Regions from separate parts of the Homo sapiens genome. Here region 1 is linked to region 2. The links are chromatin loops, found by intact Hi-C in ENCODE. Cell type or tissue: IMR-90. All regions are shown on one strand. Each heading gives the region's core, and the rest is flanking DNA. Links, peaks and the distances in the headings are about the cores only. Region 1 has its middle 190 kb from the start of LINC02521. Region 2 overlaps GMDS (GDP-mannose 4,6-dehydratase).

Evidence for each region. Peaks named below come from ENCODE experiments on the same cell type or tissue, not always from the same donor. Only the 100,000 strongest peaks of a DNase experiment are listed, where the experiment ranks them.
Region 1: it touches region 2 in a loop (6-fold over the local background); 18 of 110 quality-filtered maps call a loop at or near these places.

Annotation. Positions count from the first base shown.
Region 1 is chr6:2,441,535-2,453,665 of GRCh38, forward strand. No RefSeq gene overlaps it. Among named protein-coding and RNA genes, the nearest start is that of LINC02521, 190 kb to the right of the region's middle. In IMR-90, for the core only: a CTCF peak has its summit at 7,414 (motif pointing left); a DNase peak (open chromatin) is centred at 7,397; H3K4me3 peaks cover 347 bases.
Region 2 is chr6:2,189,917-2,202,047 of GRCh38, forward strand. All of the region lies in intron 1 of GMDS (GDP-mannose 4,6-dehydratase), which reads right to left. Among named protein-coding and RNA genes, the nearest start is that of GMDS, 50 kb to the right of the region's middle. In IMR-90, for the core only: a CTCF peak has its summit at 6,352 (motif pointing left); DNase peaks (open chromatin) are centred at 6,345 and 7,335.

The DNA of each region.
Region 1 (12,131 bases), core at 5,496-9,495, 250 kb after region 2:
AAGCTACAGGAATTTGACTCAATAGCTAATTTCTCTTAATTTGCCCACAGCTGTTTTACCTGTGTTGACAATTTTCCTAAAGAAAAATGTTACCCCTTGTGGAGTTAAAGCCTTTTTCAATTTTGCCAGCATGTCAGAAATAAATGGCGTGCTAGTGCAAAGTTGCTTTTCAGTGAACCATGATCTTGCCAAAGCTGCATGTCCTCCCACTACATCATGGCTGTGAAAGGGAACTTTTAAAGCAGGTGGTGCCTGAGGTTTAAGGCTGGCTGGAGACAAAAACAAATGGAGGAGGCAACTGTTTTGAAAAACTACAACTCCCGTGTGGAAGCCCCATTTGGGAATCAACGTTTTAACCTACAGTGGTTGAAATACTTAATTAGATTCAAAGTAGAAGCTGGCTGCCACAAGACACCATCTCACCATTCCTTTATGAGCCCTTTAAAGTTGTAACTCAAACTTTTGCAAGTCAGTTTTAAGGCAGATTTGTTGACACACTTGTGGATGGCCAAAGTCAGGCTGTTGGTTTGCTTATTCAAAAGAATGGAAATTGTCTCTATGTACACGGTAACAGGGCTGTGATTCATAATCACTGCCTCTCAATGTTATGCTTTATTTCTCTTCCAGAAATAGCAATACACTTTCTTTCTTTAGACATTCTAGGTGTTTTGGAATACATAGATTTGTTTACTTTTTTACTACTTCTAAGATTGCTGGTCTCATTAGTGGAATGAAGAAATTCAAGTTGAGTGTTATCCTTCCTTGCATCTCTAACTCCTGAGGCAGAGCTGGTTGGGCAAATGTCAGGAAGTGAATGAGTGAGTGATGATGGTAATGGGTGAAGTCGTGTTTATGGTCATATACAGGGCTGAGTACCAAAGGTCAACATTTCCTTTCAGTCAGTAATAGGCTCACTGCTGTTAGATAACAACTAATATTTTCAGGGGAAAAAAGTCAGCTTAGAAATGAAGATTTATCTTTCCCCACCCAATCCCAGAAAATGATTTTGTATTTATTTTGATCTAGGCCCATTGTTTTTGGCTGTGATTCAAGAAAAGTAGAACAACCCTCTTTCCAAGTGGGAATTTGGGGGCTGCTATCTTTCTCTATATTTTTAAATCCTCAAAATCAGTAGGGGTAATACTGCCCCCAGATGAATAAAAATTGGTTCTTAAGGGGTGTGTTTTAAAAATCCTTTTTATATATAAGTCACAGATATACATATATGTAGTACATAAACACTATATCTGTGATATTAGAATCATACGGGGGATTGATTAGGGAAGATGTCTAAAAAGGGTTCCTTGGCGGAGGGGTGGTAATGAGTAAAAGATTGAGAAACGCTGTTCTAAATGGTCACTTTTTTTATAACTTGCTATTTGTAACACTAAGCATAGTTTCAAAGTCCCTGATTCCATTTACTCATAAAGAGATCCCGTAGGTTGGACAGGGTAGAAATAACAGGTATATCAACTATTCCAATTATGTATTTGCTAATCTTTTTTTTCTTTTCTTTTCTTTTTTTTCTTTTGAGACAGTCCCAGCCTGGAGTGTGGCAGCACAACCTTGGCTCACTGCAACCTATGCCTCCTGGGTTCAAACGATTCTCCTGCCTCAGCCTCCCAAGTAGCTGGGACTACAGGCAAGTGCCACCACACCTGGCTAATTTTTTGTATTTTTAGTAGAGACGGGGTTTTATCTTGTTGACCAGGTTGGTCTCGAACTCCTGACCTCAAGAGATCTGCCTGCCTCAGCCTCCTGAAGTGTTGGGATTACAGGTGTGAGCTATGGCACCTGGCCTATTTGTCAATCTTAATGGCCAAAACGTAACTATGTTATTTCAAATAGCTTCAGTGTTGCTATTAATTTACAGATTTATATCATGCCTATGTTTACATTGGTATGTTAGCTACGTAAATATACTCCCATTACAATTAATAAAATTGATATAATCTTTTTGAGGAAGAAAGAATTTTTAAGAAAGAATGATCATTCATTTTAGACAATATTTGGCCCAACACAATAATAGATAGTTAATTTGTGATCAGTTAATAATTAAGTTCTCTTTATTATAAAAATGTCATGCTGACATATGTGATTAAAACTTCTTGGATAGAATCTATTGCTGCTGTTATTGCTGAGGTAAGAACTAAGGGAAATCTTCCCTTTCATGTGTAAAGAGTTATATCCCCTTTTAATCTGTGATATCAGCATTTGTCCAAAAGCAGTTCTGTTTTCCAAAGATGATCATCCAGGCTAGGCATTAGAAAAACAGAAAAATCTATTAAAAAGAAAACATAAATCTGAGCTGTGTATTTGAAATAAAGAAGCTAGCACTTTCCAAAGTAAATGAAACAGGGTTTATCTTATTTTTCTCAGAAAAGGAAGGTTTGAAGCTAACCCATTTATGATTTCAAAGTCATGAACGGATTGGTGAAATAGTGATGGATCCAGTGTATATTTTATAGTAGCATGGAATTTAAAAAATAGGAACTCCTACAATATTATTTCATCCAAAGCATAATAAATAGAGAGAGTAGGGTCATTGGAGTCGATGATTTAAACAAATACCGTAGCTCAAGAGGCACCTAACATTGTGTGGAAAAAGTTGAAAAATGGCATTCGTCTGCTGGTGTTTTAAACACACTCCTCCTTCACGATTAACATGAAGATAAACCAAGTGAGGCCAGCTTTGCATTTTTCTTTTGGGTCAAAGGAAGTCACTAAGATATAATTTCATGTCCTACTCTGAAAATTTGGGGCTTAGTGTTATCATGATTTAGGCCATGTTTTTCATGGATTATACTGAGAAAGAAAAGTTGCTACAGTGCTCAGACCATTTAATTCCTTAGGAAAGTAACGTGATAGTTTCTCATGCCTCACATGAAGTCCACGCTGGGGAAAGGTGACCTTCTGAGTGCAAACCCCGTCCTGAGGTGTGGGGTCTTAAGGTGCCCATACTATTCAGTTTGCGAGTAGGGAGAGTAGATGCTAAGTTAGTTGTTAAGTGAATAAATCAGACTGTGAACTTCTCTTGGACAGGAACTGTGATTTTCTTGATGTAAAGGGGCATCAAGAAGGAGGAGGAGCTGGGCACGGTGGCTCATGCCTGTAATCCCAGCACTTTGGGAGGCCGAGGTGGGCGGATCACGAGGTCTGGAGATCGAGACAATCCTGATTAACACGGTGAAACCCCATCTCTACTAAAAATACAAAAAATTAGCTGGGCGTGGTGGCGGGCGCCTGTAGTCCCAGCTACTCGGGAGGCTGAGGCAGGAGAATAGCTTGAACCCGGGAGGTGGAGCTTGCAGTGAGCCGAGATTGCACTACTGCACTCCAGCCTGGGTGACAGAGCAAGACTCTGTCTCAAAAAAAAAAAAAGGAAGGAGGAGGAAAATATGCTGTTAGGTTGGTGGAAAAGTAATTGAGGTTTTTGCCATTTAAAAGTAATGGCAAAAGTTTTAATGGCAAAAACCGCAATTACTTATGATCTATAGACAGGAGATGAGGCGAACAAAGTTCACATCCTTCAAAGTCATCCTAGAGTCATTCCAGAGGGCTGTAGACTTTGGCCCAAACCTTTAAACCTGCCTCAGTTTCTATTTATGTCAGATAAAACTTACTTCTGTGCCATCTTTTTCTTTCAGGAAATGATTGATCCAGAAGGGTTTTGCAAATGACTTAATAGCTTTTAGACTTGTTTCTTTGTCAATAAATGGGGACACCAATAGTTACTTTCATGTTTCTTCATAAAACATGTAGAACGTGCTCAGCATATAGTGGGTGATCATGTAAGTAGGAACTCTCTATTAGGGTTCAACTGAAACCAAAAGTTGCTGTGTGAAGATAGAATTGAGACCACCCATGTCAACATGATTTGTTTGTTCATGGGACACTTTGCCCAGGGGAGATAAGGTTGAAAATCAAAAATTATTTTCACTGTTTGCTTCAGGAAATTTCTTCAGTCAATTTATTGGAGAAAATAGCCTGCTCACCAAGGCAAACAGCTTGCTTATTTAAAAAACAGTGAACTTACCCACACTCACTTCGAGACAGTCATTTTGATGCATCCACCAATCCCAAATGCCCAGTCCCTATCATTCCTTACCTTGGAATACCTGCCTTAAACAACTCGAGCCCAGAGCCCAAAGTCAGAAGGCTCCACTGCTGGCTTTGTTCTTCTGAGACTCTGCTAAGATTCCGTTAAGGTGATGTTGTCTCTTCCTGCAATGAGCTCAAATAAACTTAATTTTGCTTAATTAGCAGTTAATTGACTGGTGACATTTTGGGGGATTCAACAATAATAATTATACACTGGGTTTTGATCTCTTCATTGTATCACGTGTGTTGGTGCTAATGGCAGTGGCAGTAGGCTTTCCTCTGCTCAGTCCTTGGGCTACTCTCTGGTGTTACATTGAGTTTTCTTTCTTTCTTTCTTTCTTTCTTTCTTTCTTTCTTTCTTTCTTTCTTCCTTTCTCTTTCTTTTTTTTTTTTAAGAAAAATCTACAATTTTTTTTAATTAAAAATTGTTTTGCATCTGGCTGGGAATGGTGGCTCACACCTGTAATCCCAGCACTTTGGGAGGCCAAGGTGGGTGGATCACTTAAGCCCAAGAGTTCCAAACCAGCCTGGGCAACATGGCGAAACTCCAACTCTACAAAAAATTTTAAAAATTAGTCAGGTATGGTGGCACACACCTTTAGTCTCAGCTACTTGGGAGGCTAAGGGGAGAGGATTGCTTGAGCCTGGGAGTTTGAAGCTGCAGTGAGCACCACTGTACTCCAGCCTAGGTGTCAGAGTGAGACCTCATCTCCAAAAAAACTGTTTTGCACCTAGAAAAAATGTTATTTTTCTTTTACTTTTCAGTGACTTTTTTCATTTATTAAGTTTTAAAATTTATTTTTAATTTTTAATTGACAAATTAAATTTTATATACTTATGGGGTACACCATGATGCTGTGATATAGGTATACCCTGTAGAATGATTAAATCAAGCCAGTTAACAGATCCATCACCTCATATACTTATTTTTTATGGTGAGAACGCTTTAAATTTACTCTTGGCCATTTTGAAATACATAATACATTATTATTAACTATAGTCATCATGCTCTGCAGTAGATCACAAAAATGTATTTCTCCTAACTGAAATTTTGCACCCTTTGACCAGCATCTCCCCAGTCCATCCACTGTCCTGCCCTTGGTAACCACTATTCCACTTTCTAATTCTATGTGTTTGCGTGTTTTGGATTCCACATATAAGTGAGATCACATGGTATCTGCCTCTCTGTGCCTGGCTTAATTTACTTACCATAATGTCCTCCAGGTCAATCCATGTTGTCAAAAATGAAAGCATTTCCTTCTTTTTAAAGTCTGAGTGGTGTTCCACTGTGAATATATACACCACATTTTCTTTATTTGTTCATCCATTGCTGGACACTTAGGTTGACTCCATATCTTGGCTATTGCGAATAGTGCTGCAATGAACATGGGGGTGAAGACATTCCTTTAACGTACTGACTTCAAATCCTTTGAGCATATACCCCAAAGTGGGATTGCTGGATTGTGTGGTAGTTCTATTGTTAGTTTTTTAAGGACCCTCCATACTGGTTTCCAGAATACCTGTATTAGTTTACGTTCCCACCAACGGTATGCAAAGGTTCCCTTTTCTCCACATCTGCACGGTTCAGTTCAGCTCCTAAGGGAGCAGTGACACCGGCAGCTGAGGAAGCGTCATGGATTCCAGCTTCACTGATTGTCCGAAAGCCAGTGGGGCATCCCTACATGCCTAACTTACTTGGCTGCTGGGGACCCTGGCTTATTCTCTCTTTCTTGTGTAGGCACCACTATTTGCTGAGCATTCCAAAATACCTGCTTGGTTGTTCCCGGGGAAAAAAAACCCAGGCAGCAGCTAGAGCTGGGTATTCTGCTCAGGTGACCAAGATGGAAGCAAAGTTAATGAGTGACAGATGCCACACCAGAGATGACATTGGGCGGGCCGTTGTTCCAGCCCCTTGGTTTCTACCTGGGTTTGGCAGAAAAGCAGCTAAGTCTTTGACTCGTTTGGTGTAACTTGGGCTGAATCCTGTTGTTATCTGTCAGCCTTGCTTTACAAAAACCTCATTTCCTAAGCTGAGTTTTCCATCAATCAGAATAATAAATCAGCCAAATTATCTCCATCTGGCTTTTGGCAGCAGAAAGCTCTTTAGGCTAAGAGAGAAAGGAAACCTTTATCTTCTTCAAAAGCTATAAAGCAGTCACATTTTTAAATGAATGTAAATTCAGTCTTTAAAAAATATTTTCATGCAAGATAGACAAATAAGATTTTAAACTTGAAATTCTGTAGACAGCATAGTGCAGTCATTCCAAGTTTGGCTGTCCTTGATGGTTAGGGTTGACAGATTCAGCGAATAAAATTACTGGAAGCCCCATTAAATTTAAATTTCAGATAAACAACAGACAGGTTTAAGCATAGATATATCCCAAATATCATCTGGGACATACTTATACTAAAAAGTTATTTGTTGTTTATCTAAAATTCCAATTTAACTATATGTCTTGTGTTTTATCTGGCAGCCCTCCTAGGGATTCATGAAAGTGCTTGAACTAAAGCCAGGTTTCCTTACTTGTTGTTCTAGATTCTTTTGGAGCATGCTATAAGCTTGCTGTGCTTCTTAAATCGATTTATTAGGTTACCTGTGTGGTACAGAGCAAAATCCAATTAGCAAGAAACTATAAAAAAGATATTGTCACGTAGAAGCAGAAGTTTACTGTGGGAAAGGAAAAGGCAAGAACAAAATTGAGTGTTTTGAGTTCAGGCTTCAGGGAGGGAATGGAGCAATGCCTAGCACAGATCTTGAGTGTAGTGGTTGGAAATAATATTCAGCTGTCACAACTCGGTCTGAAAGTGTGTCTTTCTATCATTCATTCTTGCCAGGTTCATGCCCTGTGAAAGGCAGTCAGGGAGTCTATTTTATGACAGTGGGCTGATTGTGGCCAGATGTTATTCTTGCTGTTTGCTACGTTTTATTGCTGTTATATTATCTTTAAACTATTGAACGATGACATGTAATGAAACTCCTAATATCCAGTAGTCAAAATCATTAAATTACAAGGTCTGCGAAGCCCATGTCCATCTTGAAAGCATTTTTCAATACCTTCCACACTTCTCTAAAGTCCATTCATTTATCTTAGTGTATTATAGCTAAGAGCCCTACATTCATGCTCTGAAAAAAAAAAAAAAACAACTTCTGGGGAAAATATGTTGATGTAGTTATTGTTTTCATTATCATACATCATGTTCACATTACTATGGGAAAGAGCCCTTTTCCCTTAGGGAAAAAAAAAAACAAAAACTGTCCTGAGAGGAGGGAAGGTGGAAACACACCAAATACAACAGCACCCTCCACTGGTCGCTAAAGGAAAGTGTGCTTTTGTGATGTGGACAGGAGGAAGTGAAGAAGGTCATCGTAATGAGCAGCAGATTCGGTTGCCGTTCGAAGCACAGGCGTTAGGGTATCAGAACATAAGTAAGTGATTGGAATCGGGCCATTTTTTAAAGTAGCAAGAACAATATAAAGAAGTGTCCACTGACTCTCGGTGCTGGGAACTGAGAACGGAGCTGTAAATCATCTCGAGTGAGTGTTTCGCTGTGACGTCATCGCAGAGGATGTGGGGTCCTTCACCATGATTACGTTTTCCCTCTCCTTTTTGTTGGAATAGATTCTGACAGACAAAAGCAAATTGAACTCAGATGCACTTCTCAGCAGTCTGGAGAGGAAGCTGGATGTGAGTGCTGACCCTGGAGCCACTGGCTCTGTGAAGGTTGGTTTGCTTTGGAGCTTGACCCAGCTGCACCCGGGCGTCACCTGCTTTTCGCCGCAGCCCACCTGGAACAGGGGAAGTGTCTGCTTATTCCGCAGTGAAAGCACTCTGTTACCAGTGCCTTCCACCTAGTGCGACTCCGCCGCTTTGGCTATCTTCTCTCATCCTAGAATTCTCACTGTGTCCTAGAAAGCCCCAGTGTTAGAGGTGTGAGGATCTTTAAAGACCATCTAACCTGACCTCTGCATTTTACACCTCATAAGTCTGAGGTGAGTCACTGGGTCATCTATATAGAAATATTTTAGTTCAACTAGCTGCAGTGTTGCTAATAACTAACTCTGTTTGGTGGCAACACCAATTTTTCAAAGAGATGTTTCATAAAGGACCCATTATAATCCAGGACTATCCAGGATGGAGGGCATCCAGCTGCCGGACTAAGGCTATGAAACAGTTTGCTTTATTGCTTTTAGGGTCTGTTTTATTCATGGAAATGGATGAAGTCACACCCCAAACTGATGAATGGTTAGTTTTGGTCTGTTGATGAATTATTCTTCCATAACATCGGTATGTGAAGTGGATGGTAAACCAGTATACCCAAGGCAAGTCTAAAATGGGGTTTGAGTTTTTCACTGGCTCCTAGAGATGCCATCAAATCAAGTTAACCTCATGGCCAAATTAATATGCATAACAAAATTGACCAACATTTTAGTATAATTAAGCAATGAGAGAGAAACTAAGAGTATCTCAGACACTTTATTTTTCTTTCATAGAAAGTTTCTAAGTTCAATTATTCCGAGTCTTAGGTTTATAAAATTGAAAAGCAACATGAAATAAAACCAAAGCAAAACAAAACACCAAACATGAGTTGACTCTCTTTAAAGGTCCTTAGAGCAACTTCACCATTTGAGCCATGCAGCCAAATGTTTCTAATAAATTGTGGTAAATAGATCTAAAGAAACTAAGTGTGTGTGTGGATGGTAGTCTCTCAGAAATCGAGTCAGAAATTGGTTGCCAAACCATCATCCTTCACCCACGCTGTTAGGTTTGTTTGTCACTACTGTTACTGCGGAGGTAGCCCAGGGGCAACGTAACCTCTGGTTTTCTGAAAGGTGCCGCATAGACTTCTTCTGTGACCAATTTCCATAAAGTTCGTTTAGCAGTTCAAACTTTATTAAGACTCTTGACAAAAACAGCTGCTAGAATTGCAAAGGAATGTAATAAAAAACATAGAGTCAGAAACAACCGGAGTCTATAAAAGCAATATCCAGAGTGGCCAAGTCCCCTTGGGGTGCAAACTGATCCCGGTCTCCATCAGCGCCGCGCGGACCTCCGTGGGACACCCGGGCTCGACTGAAGCGCACAGGCTGGAGGCTCCTGCCATCACCCGGCTGATAACCTAGTTACAGTCCGGGCAGGGTGCCAAGTAAAGAATAGCACAAGCAGGTGGGGCATGGAGTTTTGAAGTGTGAAGAAGCACTGGAGCAAATTCATTTTATGTTGCTTTTATTATGCAGTAAAAAAAAAATCTCCAACACATACTCATTTACAAAAAAAAAAAAAATGTTCAGTTGATTGTAGTTTCCATATTAGCACGAAGGGGCACAAACTGGTGTTAGCCAGAGACTCTGAGATGCATTTGGAAATCTTATATAGCAGGAATTCATGCTGACAATCCACTATTGTTAAGCTGCTCTGATGTGGGGACTCTTTGAAATACACTTCATATGTTATTAGAATGACCTCTAGACCGTTCAGGGAAATATAGGGACACAATCACTGGTATTGCTATCCACATAAAAATGTAATATTCAGAAAATGAAAAATTAGAAAATATAGTTTATTTTTGTGGTTTTGACTGAAATCCCAAGTGAGGCAGTTTGAAGAAGCTGGCGTGATAACGGAGGAAATGGAATCAAAAGTTAGTTCCCTCCCTTGGCCCATCCAACACACAAGCACAGAATGAGGAGAGGACCCTCTCTGGAGACCCTTGGAGTGCAAAATCGAATCTTCAAAGTAGGTTGTAGGAACAGACATTACCAGGACTGGCCAGTGAAGAATCATTTTGGAGGATCTTGGATGAGTGGCCATCTTAGTGTGAAAGCTGGGGGTACAACACCCTGTGTACCGTCTTCAGAGGATGGGATTCCATTTGGGGATATAGAGAGGCAATCATTCAAGATCTCCCAGCTGTACAGCTCCAGGCAGTACTTTTATTTGCAACTTCCCCTGCCCCCTCAATGTGAGTGTTGTCCCCTGGGTTGTCTAATGTGGTGGTCCTGCCATTCACTCATTCATTCATTCAACAAACATGTGAGAGCTGATTGTGTGTCAATCACTGTGCTAAGCAATGGGGATGCAGAGATGCACACACAGCCCCTGTCCTCAAGGACTTCAGAGATCAAACAGAGATAGACAAGGACAATACAAGTTCTATGTCAAAGTTGGGAGCACAGAGGAAGATCAACTAACTCAGATTGCCAGGGTCTGGAAAGGGTTCGAAGGTGAGGTAGCAGTGGACTGAGACCCAGAAATAAAGTCAAGTCAGTGGATAAGGGATGGAGGGTTTTTCAGGCTGAAGGATTCCTGGACAGTCTGGAGCATTTGCGGGGCACTGTGCCTGCTGAGGGAGGAGTGCTAGGTGGTGAGGCTGGAGCACGGGCAGGAGGAGGCTGTGGGGAGAGGCTGGGGAGGCCAGGGAGGCCCTGTGGGGTCCAGGGTGAGATGGCAGCCTCCTTTGCAGGGGGCTCCTGGCTTCTCCCCACTCAGCTTGCACTATGTGAGGGGACCAAAGTCTTGGACAGTGTCTGCTCTCCCCCCTACGTTGCTCATGTTTTATAAGGAAGAGTGAATGGCTCAGTTGTCCAGATTCACCAAGAGGGTCTCAAACTGGGTTCTATAAACACTGGTCAGTGTCCACTGCAGAGGGGCTGAGAAGATGCTGGAAGAGCCGTTTCCCTCACACGCTGAAGACACGATCTGTGAAGACATGAAGGCACATGTTACAGCTAAAACCCAGTTCCACTGGCATCCGCAGGACAGCACAGGCCAATCACAGCTGACACAGATGGTGGGAGGTGCTCGTGCCTCTCACGGTGATCAGAAACATCACCGTTGCAGGTGACGCCACTTCACTTAACACTGGGTGTGGGCGGATTCATCCGCTCTGAAAATTACGTCTTTGGTGGACATCAGCGTGGACTTGGGTGAGGACTCACAACTTTTTTGAGGGTTGTGTGTGTGTGTATGTGAATTGTTTTTATTTTTCACCTTTATTGAGATATAATTCATATACTTTACAACTCACCCATATAAAGTGCATAATTCAGTGGTTTTTGGCATATGATGCTATTCATTTTTTAAAATGGTGGTAAAATAATTTTTTTTTTTTGAGACAGAATCTTGCTCTGTCTTCCAGGCTAGAGTGCAATGGCGCAATCTCAGCTTGTTGCAACCTCCACCTCCTGGGTTCAAGCGACTCTCCTGCCTCAATCCCGAGTAGCTGGGATTACAGGCACCTGCCACCACGCCCAGCTGATTTTTGTATTTTTTAGTAGAGATAGGGTTTCACTATGTTGGCCAGGCTGGTCTCGAACTCCTGACCTCAGGTCATCCACTCGCCTTGGCCTCCCAAAGTGCTGGGATTACAGGTGTGAGCCACCGCACCCAGCCCCTTTAACAATTTTTTAAGTGTACAATCAGCAGCATTAATTACATTCACAAATCTGTGCAACTGTCCCCATATCTAGTTCCCAAATGTTTGCATCATCTCAAGCAGAAACCCTGCCTACTGGTTATTAAACAACGATTTCCCGTTCCTCCCTTTCCCTATCCCCCTCCCCTCACTAACTGAATCCACTTTCTGTCTCTGTGAATTTGCCTATTCTAGGTGTTTCATGGAGGTGGAACTATACACTATGTGTTCTTTTGTGTCTGGCTTATTTCACCTAGCATAATGTTCTCAAGGTGCGACCATGTTGGAGCATGTGTCAGAATGTCCTTCCTTTATATGGTTGAATCACATTCCATTGTACTTATGTGCCACATTTTATTTCTCCATTTATCTGTTGATGGACAGTTGGGTTGTTTCCACCTGTCAGCCATTGTGGATAGTGCTGTGTGGACATGGGTAAGTAACTGTTCAAGGCCCTGCTTTCAATTCGTTTGGGTATATTCCTAAGAGCAGAATTGCTGGGTTATATGGTCATTGTTTTAGTTTTTTGAGGGACCATCCAACTGTTTTCCATAGCAGCTACACCATTTTACATTTCCACCAGCAAGTATGAGGGCTCTAATTTCCCTATATCTTCA
Region 2 (12,131 bases), core at 4,152-8,151:
AGTAAGAGCGTTTCTGTTTTAATAATGGAGCGCAGTGAGATTATGGGGTAACTCGTGGTATCAAATGTGAACCTTTTATAGACTCCTGGCTCCAAGTCCTTTCACTACTCCCATCTCCTTTTCCACCCCATCAAGGTGAGATCATTAAGCTCAGGAAGGCAGCTCAGCCAACGGAAAACATTCAACCTTCAACTTTTAATAAAGTACAAAATGCTTTTATTTTATATTTTATTTCTGAAAATAACCACATCAGGGAAAAAAGAGCAAATGTGGAATGGGAACCTGACATTGCAAACTATGGGAATTTTATTTTTTAAACGTTTCTAATAAAAGCAAATATAGTTTAGTATGACTAACCCTAACCCCATTTTGATTGCTTGTTTTCTCACTTTTGTTTAAAAAAATAGTAAAAGGAAACCTTTTATGCACTCACTATAATATACTGTGAAATTCACATAAAATTTCTCATTTAATTCTCACAGTTATTCTGCTCTGTAAGTAATCTCATGATCCTCACTTCTACAGATAAAAACACCAAGGCTCAGACAAGTCATGTTTTTGCTCAAGGTCTCACTTCTCATGGGGGAAGAACTAGAATTCCCACCCAGTGTTTCCTGAGGTCAGTGTCCTCTCGGACAGGACCCCAAGAGGCTGCCACAATTTGGGAGAGAATACTTTTTTCTGGATTCCACCAGCGGCCAAGTTACCTCACCCTCCCTGACACAGCACATGTTTTTTTGCAAAAAAGACTGCACTCTCTTGGGGAAGGAAACCAGTGGCACCATCCTCCACTTGGCAGCACCTATCACTGCCTATCACAAAGAAGGTTCTTAACAGTCCTATTGATGGCAGCAGGGGGCTGTCCACGGCAGGGGAGGCGTGGGTGGTGGCGGGAGGCGGCAGCAGGAGCGGCTGCAGGAGCAGCAATGGCAAAGGTGGGTCCCCTGTGCCCCGTGTCCCCAAGGCAGCAAACTGTGCTGCCCCCACCCTCATGTGGCCAGGCAGGACCCGCTCCCAGGCCTGGAACATCAGTGGCTCCGGACCCTAGCCCCACACCACCACTCTCACCCACAACTGCTGCGGGGAGGGCACCAGGAGGAGGCAGCACTGGGGGACCCAGGGCGGGAGGGGGAAATGGGAGCAGTGCCCACTACAGGGACCCAGCCAGTGGTGCGGTCACCACGCCCACTGCACCAAGGGTGCCGTGTTCTTGCGCCCCCAGAGAGGACTCTGCACAGGGCCACCCACAGCCATGTCCCCAGGGGTCCGCCCCGCATGGGGTGACCACCGGGCCTGACACTCCCGACCCGCTATCCGCTCCTGGAGGCACCCCCTGGGGAAGGGCCGCAAGCGGGATGAGGGGGAGCTCTAGGCTGCCCCTGAGTGCGGGGGCCACGGGGGAGCTCACAGTGATGTCCCTGGACACCAGCCCAGGCCCAGCAAGGACCTAGAGCCCCCAGGCTGCAAGGGGGCACAGCTGGGACTTCCCGCTTCATGGAACCGGGAGCCAGGAGCAGGCACCAGCCCTGCCCTCCCAGACACATCTGCAGCCGCCCAGGTGGGGCTGTGGACCCGGGCCTCTCTGCACTCTTGGGGGCCCTGGAAGGCCCCCGCCTTGCCCTTGCAGGCTCGGAGGTGCCTACCTCCACTGTCTGGCCTCTCCCCGCTCCAGGCACCTGCTATGATCTCCGAATGGGGTTGGGGCCAAGCCGGGGAGCTGTCACAGCCCAGCCAGGTATGTGAGGGTCCTGCCACCTCAGCTCCCTCCAGACTCTGTGTGCTGACAAGCATGGGATGTGGAACCTAGGGGGACACTGAGAGCAGCTTGATGCTGGCCTGCAGGTACCCCATGGATGAGCAGCCTGGGTACCACAGACCATGGCAGGAAGCAGACAGGCTCCGGGGTGGAAGGGGGTAGGTCCCTGGTGAGACCCCACCTTCAGGCCAGGGAGGGCATGAAGGCTGGGAGCCAGGCCACCAGTCCCACAGACCACACTGCAGGCTTATGGTGACTTTTCTGGGCCTGCCCATGACCACCCATGGACCAACTGGCACACACTTCCTCCACTCTGAGGCCCATAAAAGCCCCGGGCTCAGCTAGAGCAGGGCAGGGGATGGGGAGAAGATGAGATGACCAGATGCAGAGAGGAGCTACTCTCTCTGCTAAGAGCTGCAGAGACAATGGGACAAGCTGCCTACAGAGAGAAGCCACCCACTCTAGGGCCTCCTCTGTGCCGACAGCTGCAGACTACAGGAGCTACCCTCTCTGCTGACAGCTGAACACTTGTTGGGATGACCAGCTGCAGAGAGGAGCTACCCTCTCTGCTAGGAGCTGAACACTCATCGGGACACCCTGGCTATGGAGAGGAGCTGCCCACTGTGGGTCTTCTCTGAGCTGTTCTATTACTCAATAAAGCTCCTCTTTGCCTTGCTCACCCTCCACTTGTCTGCGTACCTCAGTCTTCCTGGTCACAAGACAAGAACTCAGGACCCACTAAATGGCAAGGCTAAAAGAGCTGTAACACACACAGGGCTGAAACATGCTCCTCACTCATCAAATTGCAGGTGAAGAGGGGAGAACAGCTGTGGTCCTTCAAGGAGCCCTGACCTGGGAGCTCCCCAAGCCAGGGCTGTGACTCCTTCTTTGGGGCCCCATGGTTCCTGGCATCTCCAAGCTTCTGGGAGCCATTGCATTCCTTGGTGCCAGCTGGGGAAGCTGTCTGCAGTGCACCTGGTCCAGCCGCAGCCTCACAGAGAGCCAGTGCCCATGCTGGCACCTAGAGCTGACAGCCCCACAGCAGCAGCCAGCATGTCTGACTGTGCAGTAGCCCAACCCCGCACTCACTCACACACGTCTTGCCAGTCCACGCCTGACTCAGTCTCCCTTGGAGGTGTGGGATCCAGGCCGGTACCATGAGCTAAGTGCAGCCTGCCAGGCCAAGTGGGAGGAACAAGCCCAGCAGGCCCAAACAAAAGTTGGACAAAGACACCACTGGCCACAGCTTTCCAACCAGAAAAATGACACCCCAAAGATCCTGTAACACTATTTCCAGAAAGTGGCAGAGAAATGTGCTAGGGCTTAACCATTGGCTCTGATAGCCCTCATCCCAGGATCCCTAAGGAGGGTTTTGGGAATTTGTGAACGTTTCAGTTGTCACAATCACTGGGGGATGCTACTGGCACTGAGTGGGTGGAAACCAGGAACACTAGAGGTCCTAAGACACCCAGGACAGTCTGCACGGCCAAAGACTTCTGCATTCCTCACAACTTCCTCAAGTCCTGCTGAATATTCACGTGGGTAAAAAACCTGTTTATAATTGTCTGAGCGTAAAACCTCACTCAAGTTATTACATAGGCACAACGTATGTGTTACAAAGTATGTGTTAAACAGGAAGACTACCATTTTATTCCAAATTTAACCAAATTTGACCATTTCAAGAAACAATGACACCAACAGCACACCACCAGTGCTTGCTGAGTCTCCACTGCCATCCACGTGCCACAGTCTGCATCTGCAGCTGCCACAGCAGGGATGCTCCCAAAGTGTGGCCTCTGAGCAGTTCCTCCACACCCTAGGCAGCAGGGTCTCCACATCTGAATACTGAGATGCAAGTTCTCCTGGCAAACAACTTGCTTTTCATTTCCTTTTTCACTGTCATAAAAAGGGTATATGGATTTTTTTAAATAACATGTGTAATTAGGATATGTTATTCACAAATTTCATTTTAGGATTGTAAAGGTGGCAAATACACATGAAATAGCCAGATGGATTCCTGGAATAGTGGAAGCTTAGTGAAAATGCTATTTTTTTTTTTTTTTTTTTTTTGAGATGGAGTCTCGCTCTGTTGCCAGGCTGGAGTGCAGTGGCGCGATCTCGGCTCACTGCAAGCTCTACCTCCCAGGTTCACGCCATTCTCCTGCCTCAGCCTCCCAAGTAGGTGGAACTACAGGCATCCACCACCACGCCCAGCTAATTTTTTGTATTTTTAGTAGAGATGGGGTTTCACCATGTTAGCCAGGATGGTCTCCATCTCCTGACCTCATGATCCACCCGCTCGGCCTCCCAAAGTGCTGGATTACAGGCGTGAGCCACCGCGTCCAGCCAAAAATGCTATTTTTTTTTAAAAAAAAAGAAGCATTATAAATATGATGTGTCTTTCTCAATTCAGCATGATGTAAGTCAAGTTAGGTAGTTCCCATGCCTCAGGAAATCCTGGCTTAATCTCAGCTCTGTCAGCAGTTTGGACTGTGTGTGTGTGTGAGGGGAGGAAAAGGCATCTATTGATTAAGGTGCTTCTGTATTCTCCATTGAGTTCTTCTTGAGTTCAAGGTTAATTTTTTAAATCACTGTAATCTTTGAATGTTCTTTAAAAGAACATTAAAGCAGAGAGAAATGGCATTATAATATTCACAATACAAAAAATTAAGACTTGTAAAGAAGAGTGAAGAAAGTTGGGGAAAATATGCTTCATGATTCTTAAAGGTCGATTCCTCATGGAATATATTTTAAACATACACACATACATATATAGTTGTTTAAACCCAATAAATAAACATTTCAGCTAAAAGTATTATAACACTAAATTATATCTTTAAGCATTTTTACCAATTTTACTTCCTTACTTTATCAATCATGTTTCACATCTCTAATTTCTTTATCATTATAACAAATTTCAATTTTTATATCAAGATACCAATATAAATAAAAGACAATTAAGGTTAAAAAGTGCTACACGCACACACTTTTTGGTTATTTTATTTCCTAAACATGGAAGAGGGGAAAACACAAACAATTTCTTCCACACGTGTCACACACAGTAAACATTCTTTCAAATCACGTCAGTTTCCTTGACAAAAATTAATACCTTAATAAAGATCCATTGTTTAAAACTCTTGGTTACCACTTGGCTAGCCATGCATAAAACAGGACAATTAGTACAGTCAACTGAACATTATCAAGACTTTCAGACACAGTGACACTGTTCCAGCCAAGCACAGTAGTGATGTTCCGTGAATGCTGCTCTGTCAGCCACAATTACCCCTTAAACAGCCTTTGGAATTATCAGCCTGTACTTTGCTAAAAAGAAAAAGAAAACATTATTTTAAATAATATCAATAAAAATCTTTGTTTCCTTTCTGAGGTAATTATACACACATGAAGTTAGCAAGGGTAAAATCATAGTAATTTTAAAACACATGCTTAAAAGCTTGCATCTTTTCTCCAGTAAAAGCTTTAACCAGACTTAGTATAAAGAAAAAACGGATTTGAATTTCACTGTCTTTTCCTTTTTCTTCTTCTGTAGAAGCGATAGTACTTAATGATTCTGTTCAAAAATTCTGAAGCAAAAAGACCTAGACAAATAGGAAATTAGACGTTACATTTTTGAAGAAGTGTTTTATTTTCCATTATTCCTTAAGGCTATCAGGCCAAAAAAAAAAAAATCTATTCCAAGAACTCTGTGATTCAAATATAAAAAGTATGAGAACCAAAACTGAGATGCTATGCCTTGGTCTGCTGAGAACTGTGATAATTTTCTTGAACTTTGCTGCATATATATTCTAAAGTAAAGCAAATACTTTGACATTTTATTCTTTTTATCCTAATGTAAGTGGAAAGCTACAAAGCAACTTCCTTTTCAGGGGATAAAGTAAGTTTTTAAAAGCCTTCTTTGGAAATAATTAAGTCCATAAAAATTACATGTTGATTTCTTAGGTATTATGTGTCCTTCTTTTTTTCTAAAGAATGAAGGTATAAAATAAGACAATGTAAACCATGGCAACAAGGTTGGGTATGGCAGCTCATGCCTATAACCCCAGCTCTTTGGGAGGCCAAACCAGAAGGCTGGCTTGATACCAGGAGTTTGAAACCACCCTGGGCAACATAAGAAAGACCTTGTCTCTACCAAAAAAAAAAAAAAAGTTAATAAAAATAAATATATAAATAATAAATCATGCTGACAGTTTAAATTTCAACAGTGAAGTTAAACATCTATCTATTAATTTCATTTGCAACTGTGGAGAGTATATGCCAAAATAAATATATACATATATAAGTAAATAATCATAACATCCCAAGATGACAATTGGGGACTGATTTCAGCCAAAACACAAATAATGTCTAAGTTTTTATTTTATTAAGCAAAACATAAGTTTGTGCCCAAAAACTTACAAACATTAGTAACAGTTCAAAACAGTCAATCTTCTACTTTAGCATTCTAAGATTGTGTAAAAAACTAGATAAATTATTACAATGGTTTATATTAAATGGTCTCCCTGAAGTACAAAGCAACTGCAAAACTATAATTATCAAGGACTAAAACACGCAGATGCTATATACTTGAGCCACCTGGTGGTTTATTTCCCTCACTGCACTGATAAACACCTAGTGCTATGCACACAACCTTAATTAGACTCTACAAGTTTTACTTTTGGTGCCAAGACCAGAAAGAGTTTACTTTTACCAAAATGTAGTAATAGTGTGGGTCACAAGGCACAAGTCTACTTGGAAGCACTTAAAAAGTTCACTGTTGCTAAGTACAGAAGGCACTCCTGAAATCTACCATAGCAGGTCTCTAGAACTGTTTTCTTATGTTTTTTTCTACAGTGTTTGATGCCTACAGTAAACATAGAATCCAAAACAAATTCAAATAAACTGCAGATCATGCCTCAGGTTTGCTTGTGGTTTCTTTACCTCTTGCCTAGTTCTGGACAGTTCAGGACAGACCACATTAACTTTTAAAGGTTGCTGTCTTAACTGTCAAGCAAGGTAGTAATAGGTGCTCAGAGATGTTGGTTAAAAAACACAGGAAAAAAAGTTAAACAAAAGTACACTCTGTTACCAAGAGGAAAGCTGCAGAACACCAATCTTTGTGACTCTGACTTCAAATTAGGGACTCTTGGGGTGATCAAGATTTTTATCAAAGCAGAATGTGTCCAAAGCATACCTTTATCTTCAAGCTTACTAGCCTAACAGCTGGAGTGCATTAGACAGGAGCCATGACAATTCTAATGATAATGGTGGTGATGACTTGATTCTAAACGGATACTTGTCAAAAAGCCAGTGAAAATTTAAGCCTTTTAACTAGTAAAAGGGTTGCAAGTTAAACCTCTGTGTCCAGCAGCAGTCCCACACCCTTCCTAGGAGAAGCAACTTCCTCAATTTAAGTTTCAATAATGTCTTATGTGAAGAACGAATAAAGTCAGTATTAAATAATGTCATTAGCAAACTGACACATCCATTATGATAACTGTTCCCATTACTGGCTTTAGTAGGAGGTGATGCCAGAGGCTCTCCCGCACCATAAGGCAAAGCGCTTCATGTCCCTGACTCATCCAAGCGACTCAAGGCCGCCCAGCTCTCCAAGTGGAAACACTGAGTGGGAAGGAGGCTCTCAAAGGATGCCTCTATTCCTCCTCCCGCCCAGGTTCTTGGTGGAGGGTAGATGCTATTAAAAGACTAGTTTCCTGAGGAAGGTAGATAGTTTCAGGGAAAGACCATTTGGCTGGAAGGAGGAGGCTTTGTTGCCAGCTGTTTCTCCAGCTCCACTGCCTGTGTGGTCCCAAGTAAGTTGCTAAACCTGACCACGTCAAGGGCCAGGTCTATAAAAATGATGACATTTCCCGTAAAAGGGCCTGCCTGGCCCTGCACCATTTGCCTTCACAAGGGAGCACTGCACTAGAGAAGCTCTGGCTTTGCTGTGAACAAATCAAAAAGTGACACATGGGCTTGGCATTTTCCTCCATGCAAATCAAAGTATCCCATTTCCCTGAAACACTTTAACAGGATAATATGGCTTTAATTTTCCACACTTCCTAATTCTGGGTGCTAACAGGACACAGCCGCCTTGTGAGAGAAACAATGGCACAAGTAGGGATGGCAAAGGAAGACACCCCTCTCATGGAAGCCACGTTCTCACAGAGGAGCCCATTCTGCAGGGCTAAAAGGCAGATTTTACTTTCTGTCATTCATTTCCTCAAGCTGTTATTGAGAAACAACACAGGTACCAGTGGAGGATGCGTGCATTAGAGTCAGAAAGCCAGGTCTCCCCAAATCCCATCTCTATCATTTACCATCGGGGAGACACTGTACAAAGTAACTTCTCTGATCATTCCTATCCCCATCTATAAAATGGAAATGATGCACATCGTGCCACAGGCTTACTGTGAACGAATGATGGGAAAGTGTGTGAAATTTACTAAAATAAGCAGCCACTGGAAGGGAGCCTGAGACCAGGACCAGCCAATGAGAAAAGTAACGAAGAATGCAGAACTTGCAGCAGGAGCTAAAGGGTAATTTCCTGGCCATGATGACAAATCTGGCTATGTATACACAGATGCATATGCCTGTACACATTATACAGATACATGTAATTCCTGAAGAAGGGGCTGCCTGTCAACAGGCATATCCTCACTTCCTGCCTCAAAATAGGAAAAAAATATTTGTTAGGAAATGAAATACATCCAAAATATTTGAGAAAGGGTTTGAGGAACATCCCATAAACCAATGTACCTTGTGTCCCCTTCAATTCTGTTTTTCTTTTCTAAAATGTCAAAGTATGCTAAGACTCTTCAATGACCAAAAGGTCCAAGTTTATATGAGTTTTTAATCATGTTCCAGAGATCACTGGATAAGAAACAAATAAACAAAAAAAAAAAAACAAGAGAATTAAGCAATAAAGAAAAGTAATGCTGCAGAGAAGAAATGAATAAGAAAAATTTCATTTTACTGCTACGAGGTATTTTACAAAATCAGAAAATTATGTTTGCCTGTGCGAAACTGGAAAATATTAGAACTGCTGAAACTTCTATACCACATCAGACTTCTCAACAAGTTCAAGAAAAACTAAGCATTTTGAAATGCATGGTGTCTGGAATAGAAAGGGTAGCAATTGTGGATCCTAAACCAGAAGAATTATACTAGTCTATCTACAGAGGTGTCTCTAGCCTAGCTCTAAGACCACAATTGGTTAGAATGAGAACAGGTAGAAAACAGACCATTCATAAAGTCAATAATTCAGGCTTGGTAATGGCTTACAGCTTTGCTTATGATGTCCTTATATCAAGTGTTTGCCATTGCTAACCTAAAGAGAACATACAACTATCTTTATACATAAAGCTGAATCTCTAATCATCTACCCATTTTCCTATCCTAAAATATTTCAAAATGTAATTCCCTAATTCATATTAAAAACTTCATATTCAACATTATTCATTTCTTATTGGACATAATGGTATAAATATTTAGACTAATTTACCTTTTGTTTTTAACTTCATGTCCACAATACATGGTGGTGTTTACTCATTAATCAAGATTTTCCTAAACTCCATTTAATGAAAATATTTAGTTTTATGGATGGCAACAAAGTATTATACTCAAATATCTCTGTTGGACCTTAACAGGAACCCAAAATAAATTAATTCTCTGACACAACAACTCACAGGCAGCCAGAAATCTTTATAAAATACAAATCAAATGTCATTCCATTGGCTTCCCATTTCTAATGGAATAAAATATAAACCTGATACAATGGCCTACACAATCCATTTACTTTCTGCCTTCAAATGCCTCCACTCTCTGTCCTCGCTGCTCTCCCCACTCACTGCTCCCTCCCCTAAATGTACTGCCACTTTCTCTGTGTTCTAGAATACAGCCTACTCAGGACCTTGGCGCCATCTTTTCCACTGCCTGAAACCCTTCCTCCTCTCCATTTTCAGCTCCTCTGAAGGCCTTCTTACCAACAACTTAATGCAATGCCCCAAGCTCATTTCAATCTCTATTCCTAAGATGATTTTCATGGCTTTTTATCATTTGTTGAAATTATTAGTATCTTCCTTTATTTCAGTCTTCTTCATTCAAGTATCAACTTAAAAGCAGAACACTTGTCTGCTTGTTAACCACTTTTCAGCAGTACCTAGAAATAGTACCAGGTACAGAGCAGATACAGGAATATTTATCAAAAATAAATAAATGAGTGAGAAGTCTAAGAATTAAGGATTTCTAAAAGATAAAGCCTACAAACCTAAGCTATATATGGTAAATGCTATTCCATACCATAGCAAATTAGAAACATTACAGGATTGTATGTTATACATATGAACACTGTGATCTGGAAATCTCTGCCTTGTACAAATAGCTCTAGAATATATTCATTCATTTATTAAACAAATATTTATTGCACATCCACTGTGTCAGATATTATTCTAGGCAGCAGAGACTCCAGCAGTAAACAGAACACTCTACACTGAGGAAGTTTATTCTGTAGACAAGGGACACAGACGAGAAACAAATACATGTGCCAGGTGATGAAAAGTGCTATAGGAAAAAACACAGCAGTGTAAGAGAGTGGAAGGGATGGGAGCCTCAGTAGAAGATGACATGTTAGCAGAGAGGCGAAGGATGAAGACAGAACACCACATGCACATCCGAGATGAAACAATCTAGGCAGTGAGGGCAGCATGTTAGCAGAGAGGTGAAGGATGAAGACAGAACACCACATGGACATCCGAGATGTAACCATCCAGGCAGTGAGGGCAGCATGTTAGCAGAGAGGTGAAGGATGAAGAGAGAGCACCACATGGACATCCGAGATGTAACCAACTAGGCAGTGAGGGCATCATGTTAGCAGAGAGGTGAAGGATGAAGAGAGAGCACCACATGGACATCCGAGATGTAACCATCTAGGCAGTGAGGGCAGCATGTTAGCAGAGAGGCGAAGGATGAAGACAGAACACCACATGCACATCCGAGATGAAACCATCTAGGCAGTGAGGGCAGCATGTTAGCAGAGAGGTGAAGGATGAAGAGAGAGCACCACATGGACATCCGAGATGTAACCATCTAGGCAGTGAGGGCAGCATGTTAGCAGAGAGGTGAAGGATGAAGACAGAGCACCAAATGGGCATCCGAGATGTAACCATCTAGGCAGTGAGGGCAGCATGTTAGCAGAGAGGTGAAGGATGAAGAGAGAGCACCAAATGGGCATCCGAAATGTAACCATCTAGGCAGTGAGGGCAGCATGTTAGCAGAGAGATGAAGGATGAAGACAGAGCACCACATGGGCATCCGAGATGAACCAATCTAGGCAGTGAGGGCAGCATGTTAGCAGAGACGTGAAGGATGAAGACAGAGCACCACATGGGCATCCGAGATGAAACCATCTAGGCAGTGAGGGCAGCATGTTAGCAGAGGGGTGAAAGATGAAGAGAGAGCACCACATGAGCATCCGAGATGAAACCATCTAGGCAGTGAGGGCAGCATGTTAGCAGAGAGGTGAGGGATGAAGAGAGAGCACCACATGGACATCCGAGATGTAACAACCATCTAGGCAGTGAGGGCAGCATGTTAGCAGAGAGGTGAAGGATGAAGACAGAACACCACATGCGCATCCGAGATGAAACCATCTAGGCAGTGAGGGCAGCATGTTAGCAGAGAGGTGAAGGATGAAGAGAGAGCACCACATGCACATCTGAGATGAAACCATCTAGGCAGTGAGGGCAGCATGTTAGCAGAGAGGTGAAGGATGAAGAGAGAGCACCACATGCACATCTGAGATGAAACCATCTAGGCAGTGAGGGCAGCATGTTAGCAGAGAGGTGAAGGATGAAGAGAGAGCACCACATGGGCATCCGAGATGAAACCATCTAGGCAGTGAGGGCAGCATGTTAGCAGAGAGGTGAAGGATGAAGACAGAACACCACATGGACATCCGAGATGAAACCATCTAGGCAGTGAGGGCAGCATGTTAGCAGAGAGGTGAAGGATGAAGAGAGAGCACCACATGGGCATCCGAGATGAAACCATCTAGGCAGTGAGGGCAGCATGTTAGCAGAGAGGTGAAGGATGAAGACAGAGCACCACATGGGCATCCGAGATGTAACCATCTAGGCAGTGAGGACAGCATGTTAGCAGAGAGGCGAAGGATGAAGAGAGAGCACCACATGGGCATCCGAGATGAAACCATCTAGGCAGTGAGGGCAGCATGTTAGCAGGGAGGTGAAGGATGAAGAGAGAGCACCACATGGACATCCGAGATGAAACCATCTAGGCAGTGAGGGCAGCATGTTAGCAGAGAGGTGAAGGATGAAGAGAGAGCACCACATGGGCATCCGAGATGAAACCATCTAGGCAGTGA